Linked DNA regions of Homo sapiens: region 2 is linked to region 1. A link is a loop called in an ENCODE intact Hi-C map of the cell type or tissue named here. Cell type or tissue: K562. All regions are shown on one strand. Each heading gives the region's core, and the rest is flanking DNA. Links, peaks and the distances in the headings are about the cores only.

Region 1 (8,095 bases), core at 1,425-6,424:
CAATATATGCTGTGTTCTGGAAACATTATGCTTGTTTAGGAAATGCTATGGTTGTACCTAGATGGTATAGGTCTAGAACTGGTGCTATGACATCCATAGGTTCTATCTACCATTTATTTGGAAGACTACCCTTAGGAAAAGTGGAACAGATGAGACTCAAGGTTGGAATTTAACAGTGAAAGTGCTAAAATAATTCCATCCCCTCCAGTGGAAGACATCCCAGGATGCTGCCATTGGAGAAGGGCCCCCTCTTCCAAGGCTTCCTGGTGCCAGGTACATAGGGAGTATTAAGTCAAGCTCATGGCAGGAAAGAGAATGCAACTCATATGGTTCAAAGGAAGAGGACTTAATGGAAGGATTTTCAGAGGTGTGGGCAGGATTAAGAGAATCAACCAGGTTGTTGAGGCACCCAAGGCTAGCATCTGTAGGAACCTGGTAATCCCTTGAATCATAAGAGGAAATAGGGTTATCTTAGCTCATCAGAGCTAGAACTGAGGAATAGGGGCTGCTGAACAGATCTATGCTTATTCAAGTTCAGAGCCACTGCCAGAAATGTGGCCCAAAGCAGGAAGGAAGCTGGAAGAAATAGTTCATCTTCTTTTCCCACCTGTCAATCTCCTATCAGTGTCTCTTACTGGCTGAACCTGTTGAGAGAAAAGCCAGCTAGGAAGGGGGTTCCAGGATGCACTTCGCAGGCACCAGCTTCCTGGGCAGAGAGGTGCAGGAAATGATCTGAGAAAGATGAGGAGTGGGGCTAGGGCTAGGGGAGTAAGCAGACTCAACACAGTGAGACTGTCCCTAGCTTAGGTTGAGCAAAATAAGAAAATTACAGTGACTTTTGGCCTTTAATTTATCTAGGATTTTAATTTCCCCAAGGGAAGGGAGATTTTATTTTCTCCATGGCAACAAATAAAGGGTTCATTACTGGAGCTTAAATATCTGAGAGAATTTAATAAAGGGAGAAGATTCATATGGTTTGTTTGGGACATTTTTCACACTGAGTATTCTATGTGTGCTACTTTAGGTACCCACTGTTCTAGTGAACCAGGTTTATCCATGGCAGGCAACAATTTGAGTTAAGAAATAAAATTGAGGGGTCAATATCTGACTATGAGCTTGGGCCAAATGTGTTGGTTTATCCATTTCAGAAGCTTCTAGACTAGAGCCAACAGAAGAACTGCCCATTTCTCTGGGCTCAGGAATTTATAAAAGTCAGTGGTACTAGGAAGCAGCCTTAAGTGTTTACCTTGAAGGGAGGAACTTGCCCAAGTGAAGGAGCAGGTCTCATTCCTGGTTGACTATAGCCTTGAGTGAGGACAATAAACCTGAGCTCACAGTTCTGATAAAACACAAAGCAAGTAAATGTTGATGAGGAAACACTTCCACCACTCCCACCAACCAACCCTCTCCATCTTAATTTCTACTCAACACACAAGGAAGACCTGTTGCATCTAAAGATATTGCTGAGATGTTGGTTGGGTCTCATTTACTAGTTGATGAAGGACTAGGCCTATAAGAGGGTCCTGATTCAGCGCACTCATTCTGTCAACTGGAATGAGAGCTCTAGGAAGTTTTTCATGATCTTTATTATTTGAGTGTCTTCATCAAATTCCTTCCTGCTTGCAGTTTGAAGCTCAGCTCTCTTTAGCTAAGTATCTTGGTTTCTAATCCATGGCCTTTGAGTGTGGAGGGTAGGTAGCAATCTGTGCCAAAACCTCAAACCCCAGCCTTGTGTTTAATTCAGAGCTCTGTATTGAAGGTTACATGTCACTGACTGCTGTGGTTTGAATATATCCCTCAAAGTTCATGTGTTGGAAACTTAATCACCAATGCAACAGTGTTGGGAGGTGGGGTATAAACAGAGGTGACTAGGTCCTCAGGGCTTTTCCCTCATGAATAAACTAATTCCATTATCAGAGTGAGTTTCTGATAAAATGATGAGTTCTGCCCTCTTCTCTTCCTCTCTTTCCATGTGATGCCTTCTGGCATGGTATGTAACAAGGAGACCCTCATCAAATGCAAACCCTCAATCTTGGACTTCCCAGCCTCTAGAACTATAAGAAATGAGTTTCTTTTCCTAGTTACCTAATCCATAGTATTCTTTTATGGCAATACAAAATGGACTAAGACACTGATCTGTCAAGTAATAAAGAGACACTTTGAGTTCTGACTTCATTTTTTATAAATGTCTCTTTGGGGAGCAGAAGACTAGACATCCACTATTCTTTACCCAGTGAAAAGAAAAACTTTTTCTTTTGGTAAGAGCACTTTCCTTTTGAAAAACTCTATTCTGACTTTAATCATGCAGTTTGAGTGAGATTGTCAATCACACTCTATAGGGTGGGCAAGTGGCCCAAGATAAGCCAATCAGAGCAACAGTAATGATTGGCCCTGCTTTGAGCATATGCTCATCTTTTGCCAGTGTCAGTCCTTGTTAAACTGAATTCTGGTTGTAAAGAGCCTTTACCTTTCCTGTAGTGAAGTTGGTAAGAGATGAGCATAAAGCAGCCAGGACCCCATCTCCCACCAGAGAGAGTCAGTCTTTCACAAGAAAGAAAGAATTTGACATTCAAAGCAATAGAAAAATCGGTGAGAATGTTCCAGAAAATATAACTGTCACTCATCCAGTCTTTCCCAGCTGTACCCATGCCCTCCCTGAGGCCAAAAACATTTCCTTTTTGTCTAGGGTAGACTTAATTGGATTTCTGTCACAAGCAACAGAGTCCTGACTGATTTAGTAGAGAAGATGTGTGGTGGTTCTGGGTCCCTGGCCATCATACAACCTCTGACCTAAATCCTTCACAGTACAGATTAGGTAAAGGAATGCCACAAAGTCAACGGTGATCAAATCTCCATAAATAGGTCAGGTGATGCTTCCCAAAGAAGCAATACCTATTAAAGGCATAGGTTTTCAGAACCCAAAAAGCATCATGGGAGAATTTAAGGAGCTTCAAGTAACAGACTAGTAAAAGTAAGGAAATTCTGCAGCAGGAAAATGTCTCACAAGCCATGTTACGGCATTTCAACTTTATCTCACAGGCGATGGGGAGCCACAGGGTTTACCGTCTAAGACCCTTAACCTCTCTATTCCATCAAAACAACTAATAGGTCTTAGACTGGCACTTCTTGTTTTCAGTGGTAGAAGTAGAGATTAGAAGTTAAAAATAACTGGAAGCAGAATCTGAGCTCATTGCCTTGTCCTTAGAAGTCTGAGGCAAGGGAGGATGGGACAGTGCTATTCCTTGGTGATCTTGAACCAAGTTACTGCCTCCCTGACCACCAACCCTACCCCTTACTCCCCACCCCCATCTTCTTATCTGTGACAGTGGCATTTCCCATTCAGCCCTTAAAAAAAAAAAAAAAAAAAAAAAAAAATTGGTTCATTGAGAAACCTTTGCTGACTCATGTACTAACCAACACTTCCACCTAGTGGGAACCTTTGGAAATCATCTCACAGGATCAACACCCCTCTTCCCCGCCACCCACTGCACAGCTTCTATAAAAGACAGAAATGTCCCATTCTCTGCTTGGTCTCTCAGTGACTGTCTCTTTGACCCCAGTCTTCCACTGCCATGCACATGAACATAGTTCCCTACATGGGAATAAGGCTTTGTAACCTGCAAGCAGTGCTCACATATCAGCCTCTGTGGCCTTCATCTAAAACAGTACATCCGTGCTTCCTGGCTCTGTTCGTCATCTTGGTATAAACATAGGATGGCAATAGTGTCCAAACATGGCATTCCTCTGGATCTTTCACTGTCTATTTTGAGTGGCCTTCAGCCCCCTCATATTCCTCCCTAGTGATTTTAGAAATTGTCAGTGCCAGTTGACAACTCCAGTCATCTGGGTGACTGTAATGTATGCCATGTTTATTTTTTTATCAACTATATGTTCACTCACTGGAATGATGTGTTCTTTTGGCATTCATCTCTAAATATTACAGCTCCTTGCTTAATGAGATACCAAAGCCCATGTAAGATACTGGGGACATTGTTATCTATGCTGAAAAGGCCACCATCACCAGATGTCCTCTAGTGTCTGAGCTACTAGTGTCATTGTCAAGGGTATTGGCTATTACCATTACCAGGACATCATCCCCACCCCCTGCCCCTACCGTCTCCCCTCACTATCAGCAGTTGTCATCAACTGGCTCTCTTACATATTCAATGTTCTATGAAGACAAAAGTTTTCTGCTCTACAGTCCAAAGGCTGATGAAATATTTCTATTGGAGAAAATCATCCCTACTTCTAATTCTACTTATTTCTATACCCCAACTTCTATCCACTTTTTTCAAACCTAGGGTCAGAAGAACAATATTTCTATTGCAACTTTGGATGAAGTTCCACCAAAGTGAGTTGTGCTTCTTCTCTTTTCCAGTGCTTAATTCTGAGACATGGCCAGGTTTGAGGCTGGGTAGGAGAAAAACAACTAGAGAGCCAAGTCTCACTGCTTTGTTCCTCACTTTGAGAAAAGGGCAGATGATTCAGGATCCTCTGATCTGGACTCCAGGCATCATTCTTGATGGATTTCTAGACCCAGGAATTGCCTTGGACATCATCCACTTGCTGTATGCTATGTTCAGCCTGGAACAGAACTGAGGGAGGAGGATGGGAGGGGAAGGAAGAGTGGGCAGAAGGGAGAAAGAGATAGAAACAAAAAGAATACAGTGAAAACTCCATGAAAAAGTAGAAAGTGTCCATATTTTTCAGGTCACTTGGTGGACATGACTTCCTGTCTTTCGTGTAATATGGAATCAAAATTATTGAAATAGACTGATTTGGTCTCCTTTTAATTGTCAGGAGTGAAAGAGTAAAGGGATGTGTTTGTTTTGCTTTGGGTCTATTTTTGGTCATGAATTTTGCAAGATTGCCAAAGATTATGTTTATTCTCTTGTTGGCTGAAGATTTCACCCTGTTTTTCTGAGAGGCTGGGCTTGTCTTTTCCACCCATCTCCTGGGAAAGAACGTAAAAAAAGAGGGAGTTGAATGGCTTCTGCAGAGGCAAGACTTGAGCTGGCCTGAGAGGAGGCAATGGCTCGGGTCCACAGAGAAGAAGGCCTGGATTTCAGTTCTCTACTTGCATCATGGTGCCTGTGTTAAACATTGCTAAGTTGCAGACTTCATGCACCCAGCACAGGCCCTAGCACAGAGTAGGCATGCAATAAGAGCTTGCTGAGTAGAACTGAACAGAGAATGTCAAGGTTATGGGGAGATACCTAGAGGGTTAATCTGGATCTTCTATGCAAAACTCTAGGAACAATGAAGGAGGAAGCTATTTAGTAGTTGAAAAGAAATAGCAGAAACTGGAAAGTGCAAATTCAAAAATAAGTCCTGCAGAGACATTTAGAATAAGTCTAAAATCTTAGTATCAGAAATTGAGAATTTGAGGAAATCTAGTTGAACCTGCTATTATAACCAATAAAGTGGCCGCATCTTGATCCTGCCACCAGTTTTTGGGCAACATCAGGCAAGGTTTTCTATCTCCCTCAGGTGGCCTGATTTGCATTGCCCAGGATCCTGTAAGAGGAAGGGAGGTGTCCCCTGTGGCAATGAATGGAGGGGAAGCATTGACTGTGACAGGAACAGGGCATAAGAATAACATGTTCTCATTGCAGCATTTGGGAAATACAAGGAACCAGAATAAAACTGTGTCCCCAGAGTCTGGTGGAAATAGGGTTTCTTCATTTACCAATGGACTAATACTTTTTTGAGACAAGGTCTTACTCTGTTGCCCAGGCTGGAGTGCAATGGCATGATTGCAGCTCACTGAAGCCTGACCTCCATGGCTTAAGTGATCCTCCACCTCAGCTTCCCTAGTAGCTGGGACCATAGGCATGCACCACCATGCCTAATTTTTTCGTTTGCAGAGACGGGGTCTTGCAATGTTGCCCAGGCAGCTCTCAAATTCCTGGGCTCAAGCAATCTACCTGCCTCAGCCTCCCAAAGTACTGGGATTATGAGCATGAGCCACAGCACCCAGCTTACCAATGAATTATTGAGTGGTATGTGCCAAACTCAATACTGACCACAGAAGATAGATAGATGAGGAAAATGTAGTCACCATTCTGAGAAAATTCATAATCACTCAATTGACTCATACTTCTTTTCTCTAGAATATCCAACTCCAGCCTCCCTTTTACTACAAGTTCCTGTCTCCCATTCCTTCTGCTACACCCACTCATTGATTCCTTGACCCACCCCTACCACCACCCATCTCCCAGCTCCCAGCTTACTCAGCCTCCTTACCTCCCTACCTTCATATTTTCCTATGAATCCATGGCCAGCTATATTCTTAACAACTTCCTCATATCCCCGATGCCCTTGATCTTTCCACCTTGTCAAGTCCCAGTTTAAATGCAACCCATGCTTTTCATCCATTCCTTAAATATTCTTTAAATACCTGCCATGGGCCCCAGCCACTCTTCTAGATGCTAAGGATACATTAGTGAGGAATAAAATTCCTTCTGGGGCCTGTGTAGAAAATTTTCATATAAACAATAAATATATAGTAAAAAAATGCAATAAAATGTCATAAAAGCTATGAAAACAAAGCAGAGTAATAAGAGGGGTCAGGGAAGAACTCTTTGACCTGAATGAAGTAAAAGAGTGAGCCAGGAGAATATCTTGAATAAGAAAACTCCAAGGGCCAGGCGGCCTGTAATCCCAGCACTCTGGGAAGCCGAGTCGGGCAGATCACGAGGTCAGGAGATCGAGACCATCCTGGCTAACACAGGGAAACCCCATCCCTACTAAAAATACAAAAAAATAGCCGGGCGTGGTGGTGGGTGCCTGTAGTCCCAGCTACTCGGGAGGCTGAGGCAGGAGAATGGCATGAACCCAGGAGGCGGAGCTTGCAGTGAGCTGAGCTCACGCCACTGCACTCCAGCCTGGGTGACAGAGAGAGACTCCATCTCAAAACAACTCCAGGAGGAGAAGCCCTGAGGTAGGAAGACAGTGTGGCTGTGTGAACTAACCGAGAGGAGGAGTGGTAGGAAGTGGAAAGCTGGGAATGGGTGCACATAGGGCCTCATGAGCTGTATTTGAATTCTAAGTGTAATGGGAAGCCATTGGAGAGGGAATATTTCAGCAGGAGTGATGTGATCACTAGAGAAAAGAGCCTCCAATGCAGGTGCTGTTGCAGAAATCCTGGGGAGAAGTGGGGGTTCATGCGAGGAGGGTGGCAGTGATGAGAAGGGCTCAGGTGCAGGACACGGACTGTAGGTAGAACCCACAGAATCTGTGAAAGAACCGGGCATGAGTTACAGGGAATCATGAGACAAATCCAGAGTGACTCCAAAGTGAAGAGTGTTGCCATCTTAAGAGATGGGGGATTAAAGGAGTAGGTTGGCAGAGTGACAAGGAAATTAGAAGTTGTTTCCTAGACACATTTGAGATGTCTCTTAGACAGTCAAGTAAGCTATTAAGTAGGCAGTTTAACATACAATATAAACATGGGGTGGCCAGGTGCAGTGGCTCACGCCTGTAATCCCAGCAGTTTGAGAGGCTAACACGGGTGGATCACCTGAGGTCAGGAGTTCAAGGCCAGCCTGGCCAACATGGTGAAACCCCGTCTCTACTAAAAATACAAAAAATTAGCTGGGCATGATGGCGGGCGCCTATAATCCCAGCTACTCAGGAGGCTGAGGCAGGAGAATCGCTTCAACCCAGGAGGCAGAGGTTGCAGTGAGCAACTCCAGCTACACTCCAGCCTGGGCAACAAAAGCGAAGCTCCATCTCAACAAAAAGAAAAAAAAAATGGCGTCATCAGATTACCAATAATGTCTGAAGCCACAGTGCCACATGAGATTTTCTAAGGAGTGGGCATAAATAAGAGGTATAAGAATGGAGCCCTGGGGACATCTTGATGTTTAGAGTCCAGAGGGGTAGGAAAACCAGCAAGGATGTTGACAAAGTCACCAAAAGAATAGAAGGAAACCTCGATGAACCAACGTCCTGGAGGTGAAGGAAGCATGTCAGAAGGAGCCCTTTGACTGTCTCCATGTGCCTGGCTGTCACTAAGATGGCCCAGGGAGCCGGGGAGCGTGCTTACCCTGCATATCCATACTTTCCATCCCAAGAGGGTCTTGGGGCTGCT
Region 2 (8,095 bases), core at 1,322-6,321, 860 kb before region 1:
AGCCATGGGGGGAGGTCATTTTCTCCTCCATAGACCAGAGATTTCTAGTGGGTTTTTGGAGCTGTTTGCATTAACTTGAAAAAGAGTATGGGTTCCAGGCAAACAGGCCCTTCAGCCTCTTTCTCCTCTAGTTTTGTCCAGTACCATTCCCAAGTGGAGCGAAGAGGTACGTGCCAACAGAGCCCAGTGCAGCCTGCTGCTTGTGATCTGGAGATTACAAGAATAATAACCCAGCTCTAAGCCAGTTGTCCCTCTGCAAGCAATTTGTTACCCTTTTCCCTGTGACTGGGCCCTGCTTATCTAGGGTGTTGACTACAGAGTCCTCACAGAGGTAGGTGTCGGTGTGCAGATCACCAAAACCCACCCCTCGTGAGCCCCTGCACCACAATTAGCCTCAGGCCTGTGAGGCTCTGGGCCCCCTCAGGAAGCTGGCAGAAGAGAGAATAAAACAGCAAGAAGAATGTGAAGAGGTGGAGGGTGAGAGGTGTGAAAAATGGCGCATCTCGCTTAGGGGCTAAATTGTGTCCCTCCCCGAAATTCATATGTTAAAGTCCTAACTCCCAGGACCTCAGAATGTGACTGTATTAGGAGATAGCACCTTTAAAGAGGTGGTTACATTACAATGGGGTCACTAACAAGCACCCTAATACAATATGCCTGCTGTCCGTCTAAGAAGAGGAAATAAGGACACAGAAACACACTCAGAGATGACCAGGTGAGGACACAGGGAGGAGAAGATGGCTACCTACAAGCCAAGGAGAGAGAACTCAGAAGAAACCAACCCTTCCAGCACCTTGATCTTGGACGTCTAGCTTCCAGAACTGTGAGAAAATAGATTTATGTTGCTCAATCCACTCAGCCTGTGATACTTTGTTATAGCAGCCTGAGCTGACTAATAGAGATGGCAAGTTCTGCAGTCAAGATAGGGTGAGTGCCACAAGATGGATTATGGCCTGCTATAAACTAAGACAGAGGCACACCCAGGGAGTCGAGAGCCAGTGTGCAGGGAGCAGCTCGGCTCCAGGCTTAGGAGTGAAGATGAATCAGTGTTATGAGCTTAGATGTGATGAGTAACTGTGTAGTCTTCAGCTACAGGCATAGTTGTTGAGGCTAGAAAAGGAGAAGACTTTTACTTCGACGGTTCTCAGTATGGTTTCCAGGCCAGCAGCATCAGCATCACCTGGTAACCTGTAGGAAATATTACTAGGTCCTACCCCAACCTAGCTGTGGTTTATTAAGACCTCTGGGTGATTCTGATATACACTCAAGTTTGAGAACCACTGATTTACGTGTGTGTGTGTGTGAGAGAGAGATTAAGCACAAGAGTTTGTGTGGTTGCATTACACAGAGTAGAGAGTCAGGGAAATTTGTTGCCGTCGGAATTTTGCGCAAAGCTTTCGGAAGCAGCCCTTGTGACATGCAGTTGGAAAGGAGAAATATTAAGTGGTAGAGAGACAATTTTAATCCCATAGCTCAAATTCCCCCTGTCTCAATCAGAAGTAAGAGAGCTGGGTAACCACAGGATCTTAGCACTTGGCTCATTCCAAATTTCTGGAATTCTTTTCCTTATCAATCCCTTTTCTGATCAAATCTTCACCCACTAAAAATATGGTCATAAATAATGGTGCTGGTCTCTTTAAGATTTGCACACTGGGAGGGAGTACGAGTGGGAAGGATGGAGGATGATAAGAGAAGGAGGAGAGTAAGAAAGTTTTCTTTTTTATTATACTTTAAGTCCTGGGGTACATGTGCAGAATGTGCAGGTTTGTTACATAGGTATACACTTGCCGTGGTGTTTTGCTGCACCCATAAACTCATCATCTACATTAGGTATTTCTCCTAACGCTCTCCCTCCCCTAGCCCTCCACCCCCCGACAGGCCCCAGTGTGTGATGTTCCCTTCCCTGTGTCCAAGTGATCTCATTGTTCAATTCCCACCTATGAGTGAGAATATGCGGGGTTTGGTTTTCTGTCCTCGTGATAGTTTGCTGAGAATAATGATTTCCAGCTTCATCTATGTCCCTGCAAAGGACATGAACTCATCATTTTTTATGGCTGCATAGTATTCCATGGCATATATGTGCCACATTTTCTTTATCCAGTCTATCACTGATGGGCATCTTGGTAGGTTCCAAGTCTTTGCTATTGTAAATAGTGCTGCAATAAACATACATGCACATGTGTCTTTATAGTAGAATGATTTATAATACCATTATATACCATTTAAATACCATTTGACCCAGCAATCCTATAACTGGGTATATACCCAAAGGAAGTTATTATATAAGTGGAGCCTCTGTGATGCCAAGCACTGGAGGGCAACTTTCAGAGGTGACTTTATTCAGTGGCTTAATGAATGGTATTTTCTTCCATTTCTTCCATTTTCTCTTATTATGTAATAGCTAGAAGCCTACCAATGAATTGAGAGAGGTAGCAATAACTCTAAAAGCCACTTTTGGCTCTCTTTAGATGGTACAAAAATGATGTCAAGGCATTTACAAAAATGTTTTTTTTGGCCTAATCTCAATTTTAATGGGATTAGGACATAATAACAAACTAGTTCTGAGAAAGCACCTTCACCTGAAGCTAAAATATTGCAATTCTAGAATGTAGCTTTTGGAAGAATGAATATTTAGATGTCATTTTCATCCTCCAAGGTACATGCAATCGGTGTAAGTACTGCCTAGAATGCCTCTCCTCTGCCTCCCCAATTATGTCCACTGAATTTTGCGGAACTCTGGAGAGAACATTTGGAGTTGGAGGGCTCTGGCAAAGGTCTGAAGTGCAAGCAATGGATACTGAAAAAGGGATGCATCTGTTAGGCATGTAGGCGGCTAGCATGGCATCTTGGTATGATAGTTAGGACCCTGGTTAACTTGCAGGCTTTCCTAAGTCTGCCTGGAGTTGGATTCTGACAAAGGATGCATTAGTAGTAAGAGTAGCTAACACTGACTAGGCACTTACTATGAGTGTCAGACATATCTGTATGTTATGTGACTACATCCTTAACCCAAGATGAGTGAGTTAATTAACTTACCTAGACCACGCAGCCACTAATTAGCCAAATCCAACCCAGCAATGATGTCTTATAGATACCCAAGATCAAGCTGTTGACCAGTTTCCCCAGGACTCAGTGAGAACAGAGAGGTGCTCATCTGGGAAGGCTGGAGAGAGAAAGAGGAGGTGCACCAAGTGGCCATAACACCCAAATATATGAACCAGGTGAGGCGATGAGAAAGTTATCTACTCACTGGGCGATACTGGCATGCTTACTACAGGAAGGAGGCTGTTGGGAAGGCAGAGCCATTTGGAAGCTGACTATTCAAGAGACCTCAGAGACCATGCTGAGGCATTTAGACAGAAACCAGTGAGGAGAAAAGTTGAGAGCTGAGCTGGGAGTGGAAATGGCTGACCACAAGGAGGCGCAGAAGACACAAAATTTGTAACTTACAGGTCTCCTGGACCTCAGCCTCCCTTCTCCCACAGGCACCCTCTAGTAGGACGGTCTCCTCTCTCCCTCCTCTCCCACCACATCCATGTCCAAAGCCTCCTGCCAGAAACTACCTTATCTTCTTAATATGCAGTCTAAGCTTGACTCTTTCCCCTAAAAACTTCCTAGACTTTCACATCATCTTTCTTTGATCTACTTAATACCTAGTGTGTCTGTTCACTGCAAGACAGTCCCTGCTGGGACCAGACCAGGGCCCTCCCTACTCCCTATACATTAAGACGTCTCTCCATGGAGAAAGATCAGAGCCCTCTCTGTTGCTGTGCACACCCAAGATATCTGCCTTTAACTCAGCAAGACAAAGGCCCACACCAACTCCTCCATAAATCCACCACAGTTACCACCTTGAAAGTTCTGCCACCACAGGGACTCACACTGAAGTTGAATTTTGTAGGTCAGTGATTTCTGATTTTATTTTTATAACCATCAATTTCCACATGAAAAAATGTAGCAGTTTTCTTTTTCCTTTCATTATCTGCTTTTTTCTCTCAGGTGCTTATTGCCTTGGCTTCTGTTATAATGAACCCTTCCTTCCCCCACCTGCTTTCCCAAATCCTCCCTCCGTTGTCAAAATCTCCTACTTTTTAAGCTTTCATGGAAACTTTGCCCCTGATATACCACAGCCCTCCAAGCCCAGGCTGGGCTGTGCTCTCCCAGAGATGCTGAGAGAACTGCAGCAATTACTCATCCAAACTCCACTGGGATTCCCACAGACTCTCATCCTCCTTCCTTCAGTACCCTAGGCCAATCCTTCCACTGTACCCTTCCTCACTTCTTCCTCTGCAATCTTGCTCCATTAACCCAGCTTCCTTGATAGCTTTAACATCCCCTTTCCATATTCCCACCCTCAGCCTACAGACATTGCTCATTTTTCTCAAAAACCACCTTTGAGCCTCCTCTTGAAGTTACCAACATTTTTATTCTCAAACTTGGTGCTCGCTGCTTAGCTTCCACTTGTCTTTATTCTACTGTATCTCAGTACAATCTAGCTTTCAGTCCCTAATAACTCCATAAAACCATCCTTGCTACGGTCATCAATAATATCCTAATGGTAAAATCCAATCAATTCTCATAGTCCCCAGTGCTCACTCTGCTTTATTTTATCTATTGGCCACTCTTCTTTTTTGCAAACTCTGGCTTTGTTGGCACCATATAATCATGGTATTATATACTTTGTTATTTCTCTGTGATCTCTTCTTTTATGATCTTAGGCCTTAGGGACTCAAGGAATTTTTAAACATCTGTTATGTAGCAGTGCATTGTGCAGTCATAAACGGTGCTGGTGCTAGCTCCTCCTGCTGTTCTCCATTTCCTGTGAGGCTTGTAGGCATACTCTTTTCCTGTCTTCCCTACCAGCCTGGTAGTATGGGCCTTCACTTGTGAAATGAAGGAAAGTTAAAGGGAGATGAGAAAGGACAAGAGAGAGATAGATGTAAATAACTCTTTTTGTCAGCCTTCAATTGTCTCTCAAGGTGGGGAGAAATATATACGTTGGTAAAATACTCAAAATATTGTCAGTTCTTCAGATGCTATGAACCTTTGAGTAACAAAGTCTACCAAATGACTTAGGACAGCATGAAAATATTCCCTGAAAATAATTTTGAGAAGGGGTAGTGGTAACAGAAGATCTGAGGCCAGCCCGTTTTTCCCCAAGCCTGCTCCATGACCCCCTTCCAGTCCTCCTTTTCCAGCCAGAGGATCTCCTGAGCCAAGGTTCCATTCTCTGGATTCCCCAATCATTTCACATGATCTTGTATTTCACATGGCCCATCTCATAATGCCTCTGTCTCTTCTGCCTCCTTTGAGTTTCCATACACAAAAAGTCTATCAGAAACAACTCTCACCACTGACAATGATTTTTAGTGACTGCCTGGGAAAGAACACTCCCATTTGGTGTAATTTTTTTAAAAAAGAAATTAGTGGATGGGAAGTGTTAGTAATTTCAAAAAGTTTCCTTCTTCTAGTAGATTTGAGCAATTTGTCCAATCACTGTGTATTAAGGAATTTAATGTGTGAACAAGCATTTCCTGGAAATATTTCAACCAATGGTATCATCTCTGTAGCTTAAGTGATAAAGGACAAAGAGGAAATATATGGGATAAGCTTTTCTGTAATGTATTTGTACTTTGAGGGCAGATATCTATTTGATCTTTCATAAATCATGACTATCTCAAGCCTGTTTATGTTCAGATCCTGTTCTCGTTCCTGTTCCTTCTAAGCTTGTCTCTACTGGCTACAATTTTTCCTCTCCCTCGAGTTCATGTCCCTTTTATTCCAGTAGGGCTGGAGATACTGGCAGGACAGGGGAAAAACCGGGGTCTGAGAGTGCAGGCATTTGTCAGTGACTTTCCCTCTACTACCCCTCTGGGTTTCCTTGTCTGCAGTCTCTCTACTGCCTTCTGCAGAGTGGAAAGTTTTAATATCTCTTAGCTTTTTACAAATTAACACAGAAATTCTGCTGACAAGCCTTACCCTTTCCAAGGTTTAAATCCCAGGGCTCTTGAGCTGTGACAATTTAAATGAGCAAGATTTTCAAAAACTGATGAGTGAGGTTTTAAATGTCTTGTAGAAGCATGTTGCCAAATCCTCTTTAAAGAATTCTGTAGGACAAAGTAGTCGGTGAGCAGTTGCCTGCAGGTGCTTGCATGTGCGTGTGTAGTAGTGGTGGGGAAGCTGTCTGTGAAGAGTAATTACAAACCATAAGAGCTGGAAGAAACTTTAGGAACTAATCCACCAACAAGCACATTTTAAGGATGAATAAAACAGAGCTGAGGAAGGTCAAGTCACTTGCTCAAGGTCACAGTGTCATCTGTAACTTAGGTCTCCTGACTCCAGTCTAGCAACCTTTCTTATTTCATAAGGCAGTGTAGTGTAGGTTATGTAAGAATGATAAGGCAATGAGCAAAAAGACTGACTTAGCTCACTGGGGAAGCAACTCTCAGGAGCCAGCACTGTGTCTATTTAGCATATCTATTTGGTCTACCTGCTGTCTTTTGCTGTTCTAACTGATAGCTTTCTAGTAGCTCCATCTCCATTCCGCCCCCGTCCGACCCATCAAAGGTTAAATCAACTATTAATCTAAGAGGTCAAGATTATTTAAAGATACATTTAACTTTTATTCCAAGAAACAGAATAAGCAACAGAATAGAAGAAAGAGCAAGGAGATTTCAAGCCACGAACTGTAATTGCAGGAGCAGTTAAAATCCACTTAGTCACATCACTTCTAGACAAGACAAGAAAACACACTTTTCCCTATTCCTCCCAATAAGTACAACTAAATACGCTGGACATTACATATAAAACAGACACAAGAAGTTTCTGAAATGAGGAGAAAAGAAGGTAGGACAGCTAGGAAACTCAGGAGGTGAGGAACAATATGTAGTAAGTTCCCTGGGTTTTCTTTTTGCCTCATGTATCCCAGACTTGGATCAGGACAAGCAGGTAACCTGGAAATGTCAATGGGCACAAAATATGGTAAATGTAATACACTTTTCTTTTCCTTTTGGCTTTTCTATATTATGTTTGATGGTCGAAGCAAAAATATAACCCTGTTTGATGTGGCTCTCAGTGAATGTACAGGAAATAATTAAAACATAATTAATAATTATATACAGGAGAGGGTAAAGGAACATAAGGGATAGTAAGTTTTCTATACTTCACTCAAACTGGTAAAATGATGATACCGGTAGACTGTGATAACTTACGTTATATTATGTAATACCTAGAACAACCACTAAAAAAATTTCTAGAAGATACATTCAGACATGCTCTAGACAGATGATAATGGAATCCTAAAAATGTTACTTTCACTCACAGGAAGGCAGAAAAAGGAAAACAGAGAAATTAAAAACAGAGAACAACAGAAAAGAAAAACTAAAATGGCAGATTTAAGTCCTAAGATTATTAATAATTGCATTAAATATAAATGATCTAAATATATAAATTAAAAGAGTAATTGGTCAAGTGGATAAAAATACATGCCTCAACTATAAGCTGTCTATAAGAAACTTCATATATAATAATTTAGGTAGGTTGAAAGTAAAGGGGTTTAAGAAAGTATACTACGCAAAGGTTAATCAAATGAAAGCAAGAGGAGCTTTCAGAAAAAGTTGACTTCAGACCAAAGAAAAGTACCAGGAACAGGGAAGAACATTACATGATAACAAAATGGCCGATCCACTAAGATATGCAGTCCTACATGTGCGTGGACCACAAAAACAGGGCTGAAAAATACGTGAAGCAAAAACCGATGGAAGTGAAGGAAGAAATCACAAATTCACAATCATAGTTGGATATTTGAATCCCCTATCTCTCAAGAATTGATACAGCAACCAGAGAGAAACCTGTATAAACAGTATCAGCAAGATATAGAAGAACTCAACCACACCATAAAACAACAGGATCTAATAGGCATTTATAGAACAGCATATCCACAAGAGCAGAACACATTCTAAAGAGCCCACGGAACAGATACCAAGAGAGGCCACATCCTGGGCCACAAAAATAACCTCAACAAATTTGAAATAACTGAAATTATGCAAATTATGTTTTCTAACAAAAATGGAATTAAACTACACATAAAAAGAAA

The links. Hi-C counts contacts between places; a loop is a spot of excess contacts. Peaks named below come from ENCODE experiments on the same cell type or tissue, not always from the same donor. Only the 100,000 strongest peaks of a DNase experiment are listed, where the experiment ranks them.
Region 2: it touches region 1 in a loop (4-fold over the local background); 27 of 110 quality-filtered maps call a loop at or near these places.

Annotation. Positions count from the first base shown.
Region 1 is chr6:39,976,592-39,984,686 of GRCh38, reverse strand. LOC102723789 (a long non-coding RNA gene) reads right to left here. Exons shown (of 6, transcript XR_001744112.1): 6 at 4,346-4,595. Among named protein-coding and RNA genes, the nearest start is that of MOCS1, 46 kb to the right of the region's middle. In K562, for the core only: a CTCF peak has its summit at 3,425 (motif pointing left); a DNase peak (open chromatin) is centred at 3,386.
Region 2 is chr6:40,841,128-40,849,222 of GRCh38, reverse strand. No RefSeq gene overlaps it. Among named protein-coding and RNA genes, the nearest start is that of UNC5CL, 190 kb to the left of the region's middle. In K562, for the core only: a CTCF peak has its summit at 3,420 (motif pointing right); a DNase peak (open chromatin) is centred at 3,432.